Regions from separate parts of the Homo sapiens genome. Here region 1 is linked to region 2. A link is a loop called in an ENCODE intact Hi-C map of the cell type or tissue named here. Cell type or tissue: PC-3. All regions are shown on one strand. Links, peaks and the distances in the headings refer to the core of each region. The heading gives the core; the rest is flanking DNA.

Evidence for each region. A loop is a pair of places that touch in the nucleus more often than their neighbours do. Peaks named below come from ENCODE experiments on the same cell type or tissue, not always from the same donor. Only the 100,000 strongest peaks of a DNase experiment are listed, where the experiment ranks them.
Region 1: it touches region 2 in a loop (4-fold over the local background); 1 of 110 quality-filtered maps calls a loop at or near these places.

The regions. Positions count from the first base shown.
Region 1 is chr14:71,644,696-71,649,093 of GRCh38, forward strand. The region is part of intron 7 of SIPA1L1 (signal induced proliferation associated 1 like 1); the gene reads left to right. Among named protein-coding and RNA genes, the nearest start is that of SNORD56B, 250 kb to the left of the region's middle. In PC-3, for the core only: no CTCF peak of the experiment used is centred there; a DNase peak (open chromatin) is centred at 2,556; H3K27ac peaks cover 776 bases.
Region 2 is chr14:71,742,623-71,747,020 of GRCh38, forward strand. No RefSeq gene overlaps it. Among named protein-coding and RNA genes, the nearest start is that of RGS6, 190 kb to the right of the region's middle. In PC-3, for the core only: no CTCF peak of the experiment used is centred there; no DNase peak of the experiment used is centred there.

The DNA of each region.
Region 1 (4,398 bases), core at 119-4,118, 98 kb before region 2:
CCTTAGGCTCATGGTGATAGGTGTAAGTTTCCAAAAATTTAAATTTTGCTTTAGAGCTTAAATTCTATTATGTCAGGAAATACTGTGAGTTGTTTTTCCTGAAGTAACAGGCTCCCCTTTATATTTTCAAGACAATATCTCCCAAATACACAAGCCTGAATGACTATAGTTTGTCTCTTGTTTGTTCTTTCATATGAAAATAGTGATTTTAGTTAGGTTTTTATTGCTGCTGTAACAAATTACTCCTACTCAGTGCCTTAAAACAACATAGATTTGTTATTTTACAGTTCTGTAAGTTAAAAATTAAATATTGGTGTCACTGGGCTAAAATCAAACTGTGTCCTTTCCGGGGGCTCTAAGGGTGAATCTGTGTTTGGCCTTTTCAACTTCTGGTGGCTGCCCGTGCACCTTGGCTCATGGCCCTTCCTCCATCTCCAAAGCCAGCAGTGTTGCCTCCCTTTGACCCTGCCTCCATTGTCTTTTCTCTTTTGTCTCCGTTGTCTTTTTCTGATGATCATCTTGTCTTCCTCTTCCACTTTTAAGGACCTTTCAGTTATTGGGCCCATCTGGATAATCCTGGCTACTCTCCCCATCTGTTAATTGGCAATCTTAAGTCCTTCTATAATCTATGCTCCCCTTTACCATTAACATTACGTATTCACAGGATCTAGGGATTAGGAAGTAGGTGGGTTTGAGGAGAAATTACTCTGCCTGCCAGTCTTCTATGAAAAAGACACAAAGTTCATCTTGCAACTCAGTTGAACAAGTGCTTTTCCTTGAGAAAGCTATCATAAAGCACTTTAGTAGGCAACAGATGCTTTATATATACGCTGCATTTCATCACATGGAATATTAAAAAGCATATACTCAAGTGTCTAGATTTAATACAAGTTAATATTTTACTGCTTCATCAAGGACATTCTTAACTGGGTTTTTATTTGGGGAAGGGGTGAGTGTATAGCGGAGAAAAAGAATGCAAGGAGTGCTGGTATAGTTTGGAGCCACTGCTTGATTCATGCAAAAGTGCCAGCAGTTTGACTCACCATGAGTGCATATGTCCGTGGAAAATACCAGATTGACTCTTAATAGTGTTTTGAAGATAGTTTTGATGTCATGATCCATCACTCCCCACAAGAAGGTTCTCAGAGATGCTCAAGAGTTCACAGTCCACACTTCAAGAACTGTTGCACAATGAAATACCTCATAGTGACTATTTTAAATTTCTAAATTTAATTAGGCAATAGTAGAGGTTTCATAAGAATGTAAGAATTGAGTTGTTCTCATCGTTTGTTCTACCCCAGTGGCCGCTTTCTGGCCATGATACCAGGGAAGATGAGGTAAAATGCAAAACTTCTGAAGAAGACTGAGAACTTGGTTATTCACATCTCTTTCTTCTGGTACAGGGCTGTGACTTTATCGTCCATCTTTCCAGGAAGTTATGGCTGTTTAAGTCAGATTGCACTGTCTGTTTCTTTCTTTCTACTTTTTTTTTTTTTTTTGAGACGGAGTCTTGCTCCGTCTCCCAGGCTGGAGTGCAGTGGCGCTATCTCGGCTCACTGCAAGCTCAGCCTCCCGGGTTCACGCCATTCTCCTGCCTCAGCCTCCCGAGTAGCTGGGACTACAGGTGCCCGCCACCACGCCCGGCTAATTTTTTGTATTTTTAGTAGAGACGGGGTTTCACCGTGTTAGTCAGGATGCTCTCAATCTCCTGACCTCATGAGCCACCCGCCTCGGCCTCCCAAAGTGCTGGGATTACAGGCGTGAGCCTGCAGTGTCTGTTTCTTAACTCTGTGTTAAAGTGCCTATTGTATGAGAGGAAGAGCAAATTTATGTACTGTTGTTTCCCAGCTGTGGAAGCTCACAACACTTTTAGTAAGTGTTGAAAGACCCCTTTACTTTGTTGAGATTTAAGACCTTCATCTCAAATATAGCCCTTGTCCCATTGGACTGACCACCATCACTTTTGTATGTACAAACATTTATTGAGTGCCCAGCACTTCCCTCAGTGCTTCATATGAACAGCTGATCTGCAGGCATGAATTATGGTACCATTGCTAAATGACCCAGAGGTTATCCAAAGCAAAATGCTAAACTGTGGATAGGAGGGCTTCTGGTGTCATCATAACTCTATTTTGATCATTACCTTAAAGTATTGTATATGTAGATCCATAAGCCCACGTAGGTATGTTTGTGTGTTTCTGAGACAATAAATACTGTTTTATATAACCTCAAAGCAATCCAAAATCCCCACATCATGGCTTTACAACTCCATGTACATTAGCTCCTTCTCTTAGAATGTTCCTGATTACATTTACTTAACTTCTGCTTGTCAACATCTCATTCTATCTGGGAGCATGGCTGCTAAGGATTCTAGGAGCCTGAGTTCGGAGAATGCTACCTACCTTTGATCTAATTGGAGTAGAAATCAAGATACAGTCACATTGTCACCTTTGAGGATACAGCAAGTGATATTTGACACAGTTTCAAACCAGAGGAAACTTGACATTGTAAGGAATTTCCTAATCCTCTTAAAGGATCATTCCTTTCACAACTGGCAAAACCGGTTTGTTCTGTCAGCAGGTGGAGCTCACTAGGGTATAGAATTCAGTCAAAAGAGGCACATTGTCCTGTCCTTGAATTCTGCTTGTCCACTACTTTGGGGGATGTTTTCTTATCTTCTTTCTGCAGGAAACTTTTTTTTTTTTAATAAATGAATCTAAATAAATTAATCCTTTTGAGTGTTGCACAGTGAAATCTTAGGCCTCTATCTATGAAGTTTTAAATAGGCACCCACAAATTCAGTGTCGCTGTAATGCTTTCCATTAGTCAGGGTGAGTTTTGTTTTACCCTGTTGCAAGCGAAGGCTGTTCTGGAAGGCATAGCCAGACAGCATGTAACTTAAAGCCCCTTCCTGTCTACAGATTGCTTGATCTTTTTGTTCTCCCTGGAGGGAGAGAGTCAGGTAATGTTCAGCCCTGGAATCTGGCTGTATTAAGGACTTCTTTTGTAATAGACATCGAGACTATCTCTCCCTTTTTATTTGTTGAGACCTAATAGGGTACTTAGCTCAATTCTAAAGCCAAGATGAAACCTTTACCTGTGGGAGCGTTCCCTTCTAAGCATTAGCCACATTCAGCCATTAGAAGCAGGCCCGCTAAGAAAGGGGTTAAATGTCAGTAGTGTGCAGCAAGTTTTACCCTGATTTTTTTTTCTTATGTGTGCTATACAAAAATGAACTAAGTCCCGAATGTGTGCCTGTTCATAATCAAGGTAGCAGTAGGTCAGATTGTATGCTGTTTTAAAAATATTCCAGGACAGGCACAGTGGCTCATGCCTGTAATCCCAGCACTTTGGGAGGCCGAGGCAGGTGGATCACCTGAGGTCAGGAGTTCAAGACCAGCCTGACCAACATGGTGAAACCCCATCTCTACTAAAAATACAAAAATTAGCCAGGCCTGGTGGCGCATGCCTGTAATACCAGCTACTTGGGAGGCTGAGGAGGGAGAATCGCTTCAACTCCAGAGGCGGAGGTTGCAGTGAGCCAAGATTGCGCCATTGCAATCCCGCCTGGTCAACAAGAGCGAAGCGAAACTCCATCTCAAAAATATATATATATATCCAGGAACCCTCCTGTCTATGCACAATGCAAAGGCTGTTGAGCTTTCTTGTCAGCTAAGCAGGGTGCAGGGGAGGGAGACAAAGCAAGCAAAGGTGTTTTTTTGTTTGTTCATTTGTTTTCTCCCCTGTGACATTTTCCGTTATCACGATTTGAACCATTTGATTTGGAAAGCTGAAAATGGTAGTTCAGGTTCGTAGTCCCTTAATATAAAGTGGCAGGGCTGGCTGTGTTTCAGAATTGAGGAATTTTCAGATTTTAGAGGGATAATAAAATGTATGACCCATATAGTAATATTCCCAGTGAGATCTGGGGCAGTACCCCACAATCAATTATGCAGGGGAAACATGAATATTCACACAAAGATGAATAAATTAAAAGTACTAATGTCAGCCCCATGTCAAGTTTTGCTGCCAAATATGTTTGCCTAAATTTGCTTTCTACCTTTCAACTTCAGAATTGCAAATAAGAAGTTGTAGACATATGTTGCAGCGGTTGTCCAAAGACAAACCTGGTTGAGTTCTGGTGATAGTTAATGGAGCTGAGTCACAGAACTGACTCTTTATGATCTTGTGTCTCTCCCTACTGTACTAGTTCCTCTCTCTTGCATTCTCTGATCTCTTTGCTCATCTGTCAAACAGGGGTAATATTTGCCTTGTGGGCTATTGTGAGAGTAAGAATTTAATGTATGTTAAACACTGCACGTAGTGCCTGGCATATGATAGGTATTCAATAAATGTTAGCTATTAAAATTTCACCTCTTCTCTTCCCCCTTTTATTAG
Region 2 (4,398 bases), core at 269-4,268:
GTAGTTAACAGCCTCATGTTTTAAGAATTAAACAGAACCAGACGTGTAAAGGCAATGACTGGCAAATCGTAACACACTCAATAAACATCGAGTGGCTTCCTTTGTCCTACATCTCTGATACGTTCATGCTTTTATGTTGTTTTTCTAGAACAGAGTCCTGATGTATTAATAGCAGAGGTTTTCAAATCCTTAGCAGTGAGTCTATACCCCTACTCCCCTACTCCCCAACAAGCACCAGGTCATGTCTTTCCTTAAGTAGAATTGCTTAAGCGACGGAAGAGTCAGAATGAGCTCGTCCACTTTGCTTAGTATTGGCCTGTGCTTTTAACCCTTTGCTATAAACAGAACAGCGACTCAAACTTGAGCTTGCCTCCGAATCACCTGGAGAGTTTGTCAAAACACAGGTCACGTGGCTGCACCCTCAGGATCAGTGATTGTGCAGGTATTAAGTAGAAAATACTTAAATTTTCTACAAGTTCCCAGGTTATGCTTTAGAAGAATAGGGTTACCAGGAGAATAGCCATAGGCACCAGCATTAAAAGAAATAGAAACTAAGGTATGAGGTATACCGTGTCCAGATAACTGAGTATTATGTTGACAAGTTAACCATCCACAGACTACCTTGCAGAGGGAAACAGGCTTAAATTGTAACTCAAAAATTCAGTTAGATAAAAGAACTTTATTTTCCTTTTTTACTAAAATGGTGATTCAGAGCCCCCTGTGCATGAAACTTGACTATTTTAAATTCATGTGTTACCTAGATGGAGCTAGAATTTCTTTACCACCATTAATTATATGAGACTAGGTACCAGATTAGCAAGGGGGTGACCTTGGCGCTCTCAGAGTGGATGACAACTTGGGACAGCAGAGCTGCTGAGGAAAGCAGGGCCTGGGGTGGCAGGTGCAGAGCCCCAGAGCCATGCCCGCAGTGTTGTAGCCACAGGGGATGTGGGGTGAGGTGGGGTTGGCGGGGGACTTGGGGAGACTTGGTTCCAGGCTGAGAATGTTAAATTCAAGTCACTGACTTCCACCACCAGCCCAGTCTATTCACTCAGTCTCCAAGATCCTGTAAAACCTCAAAGTTACAAGAAAAGCACGTTTCACAACTGCCCTCATCCCTGTCCCACATGGTTCAGAAATCTTTACTTCAGTGCCCATGCTGCACAGTAGCCTGTTTTCTCTGCTGTTGTCCAAAGACAAGACAGAAGGAAGGAGTTGCGGCTCCTCTGTACCCTTTACAAAAACTGTGGCTCAAACACTCCAAGACACGGCTGTCTTTTCTGAGAAGATAATTATCACCTTGGGGTTTTCATTCCTAGTACCTGGCCCCTTCTATTGCTCCTCTCTGTGGATCCCCCTCCTCTCCTGGGCCTGCCAGCATTGTGCTCCCTTGCACCTTGTCAGATTATGCCCTTCCGGTCCTCCACCCTTTCAAATCAGACATCTCCTTCTGTCTTGCCTCTGTGTGTCTGAGTCATCACACCTGAGACCCAAGAGAGCATTCCACCTTCCCTTCTCTCATTACACCTCTCATTATACCCTTTTAGTCCCACTTGCCTTCAGTCCTGTGAACAGGCATCTCCCAAAGTTCCTTCCATTACTTACTCTAAATTAACGCATCTTATTATGCCTCTTAATCAGCTCCTCTGCCAGGCACAGCCCCACCTTTAAACACATGCAGCTCATTTTATCCTTCCATTTGTATCTCTCATGACCCATTTTCAACCTGAATGATCTCCTAGACAAAATACCCTAAGCTCTGGGTACCTTACTCCCTATCTTTATGTAAGTGTATTCCTTCAAAGATCTCATCATGTGTTCTGTTGATGCATCTATGATTCATTTTTCTTACCCAAAGTGCCAAGTCCTTTTAAGTGGCTCGAACTCCCTATACATTAGATCTTGGTAGTGCACCCCTGAATCTCTAATAAGCTCACCCAGTCATATCTCCTGTGCAAGACTGTAATTCAGCGTTTAAGAAAAGCATCACAAAATGGCTATCTGCCAATAAAATCCAACTCTTTTGCAAAAGTATAAACTGCTTGGGAGGGGATAGTTTCTCCAGTTTGCCACTGATGCTCCCACTCCATATTGCCTTAAGTGCTCCCAGCTCACTGCACACATCTAGGTAACTTGCCTGGTAAGAAGGCATTTGAGTTGACGTCCTCTGAATCCCGTCACCAAAACCAAGGAAGCCATTTCCTTCCCCAAACAACACCCCCATCATAGGCCCACCCACCCTCACCTACCCTGCGTTCCTGGGAGTGAAATACATTTAAGAAGGGAGTTTTATGCCAATTCAAAGAGCAAACAATAAATTACTAATAAAGTTGCCGGGAGGTGGTCCTTTAGTCACTTGTCTTAGTGAAAAGGTAGGATGGATTTGTAAGTGACCTAGTAATTTTTTTAACGAGCTTAAGGGTATTTGAAAGAGTTACTTCTCATAAGAAGCTTAAACATTGCTCTGTAATCTTAAGACAATAAATATGCTTAGCAAACTCTTTTTTTTTTTTTTAGTTAGTACAAAGATAAACTCATCCCAATGTAGGTACATTTCAAATTAATGAGTCTATGCCTATTAAAACATGTGCCATAAATGCTGCCTAGCATAATATAAACAACGCTAGCTGGAGTGGGAGTGAGGACTTCCTTGACAGGCACTGCCAACAAGCAATTCACTTAAAGAAAGACAAGACCTGGTGCATGTTGGAGAGCAGGGGTGTGGACTCACTGCTCACTAAGGATTTGAAAAACCGTGGTGTGAAAGACAAACTGGCGGCCGGGCATGGTGGCTCACACCTGTAATTCCAGCACTTTCGGAAACCGAGGCGGGCAGATCACAAGGTCAGGAGTTCAAGACCAGCCTGGCCAAGATGGTGAAACCCCATCTCTACTAAAAAATACCAAAAAAATTAGCTGGGCATAGTCGTGGGCACCTGTAATCCGAGCTACTCAGGAGGCTGAGGCAGAGAATTGCTTGAACACAGGAGACGGAGGTTGCAGTGAGCTGAGATGGTGCCGCTGCACTCCAGCCTAGGCGACAGAGTGAGACTCCATCTCAGAAAAAAAAAAAAAAAAAAAAAGACAAACTGGCCTTGACCTTTGTGGCCCAAGAAGCAAAATAGGGACCAGTGAATGCAAGTTATAGGAAACAGATTTTTGTCTCCAAGGTAGTTGATCAATGGTGATTGGGTGGTGTCCTGAGCTTGAAGTAAAAACCAGCTTTAAGAATCACTTTGCAAAGAACCTATCTCTTCATTTTAGTGGACACTTGCTGTCTTTAAATAAACTTAGAATCACGAATCACAGAATCAAGATGGAAAGGATCTTTAAAGTTTATTTATTGCATCTCCCAGCCCAGGTTCCAAGCTCCGCTTCACTGTCCCGCCACATGTTCAGCCACCTGTCTTTGGTTACACCAGTGATGGGGGAACTCTCTACTTCCTGAGGCTGCACACTTGATCTTTCAACTTCTCTTTTAAGTCCTTCCTTTTATTCAGGAGAAATCCATTTTCCTTTAGTGTTTGTATTTGAGACAGGGTCTCTCTGTGGCCCAGGCTGGAGTACAATGGTTTGATCATGGTTCACTGTGACCTTGAACTCCTGGGCTCAAGCCATCCTCCTGCCCTGGCCTCCCAAAGTGCTGAGATTACAGGTGTAAGCCACCACGCCCGACCTCCCTTTAATTTTTACAACTACTTCCAGTCCTATCACTTCAATTATACAAACAAATATGTTTCTCTTCCCAGATTATAACCACTAATTTTTTAGAAAATGTCAGGTCTTCCCAATGTTATGTCTTCCCCAGGATAAAAATTCTCTATTTCCTCTACTTTTCCTCATTTATCATGGCTTCCAGCCCCTTTTCCACCATAATATAATCATATCTAACATGTATTAAGGAGATGGTCACTTTGTGTGCATTATCCCTTTGAGTCCTCACAATAGCCCTGTGAGATGGGTGCTATTAATGTCCCCATTTTACAGAACAATCAACAGAGTCCTAGAGAGGTTAAATAATTTGTTAGCAGTAAAATAGCTGGTGAATGGCAGAGCTGGGATTCAAACACAGCCCTCTGATTCTAGAACCAATATTTAATCTGTATTTTCTCAGTCTTACTGGTCTCAACCTATGAGTCCCCTGCATGGCCTGGTTGCATGGAGCTTTGCCTAAGAGATCTAGATAGCAGCATCATTGGCACAGGGTTGTAAATGGGGTAGGGGTTAGGGAACAGGAAAGACAACAAAAGTGTACCTTAAGGCCAGAGGACTCAGAGGAAACACCCTCTCCTGGGAGGCTCTTAGAGGAGAGGGGCCTTTAAAATGCTTCAGCATTCTCTCTTGGCCAGGCGTGGTGGCTCATGCCTGTAATCCCAGCACTTTGGGAGGCCAAGGCAG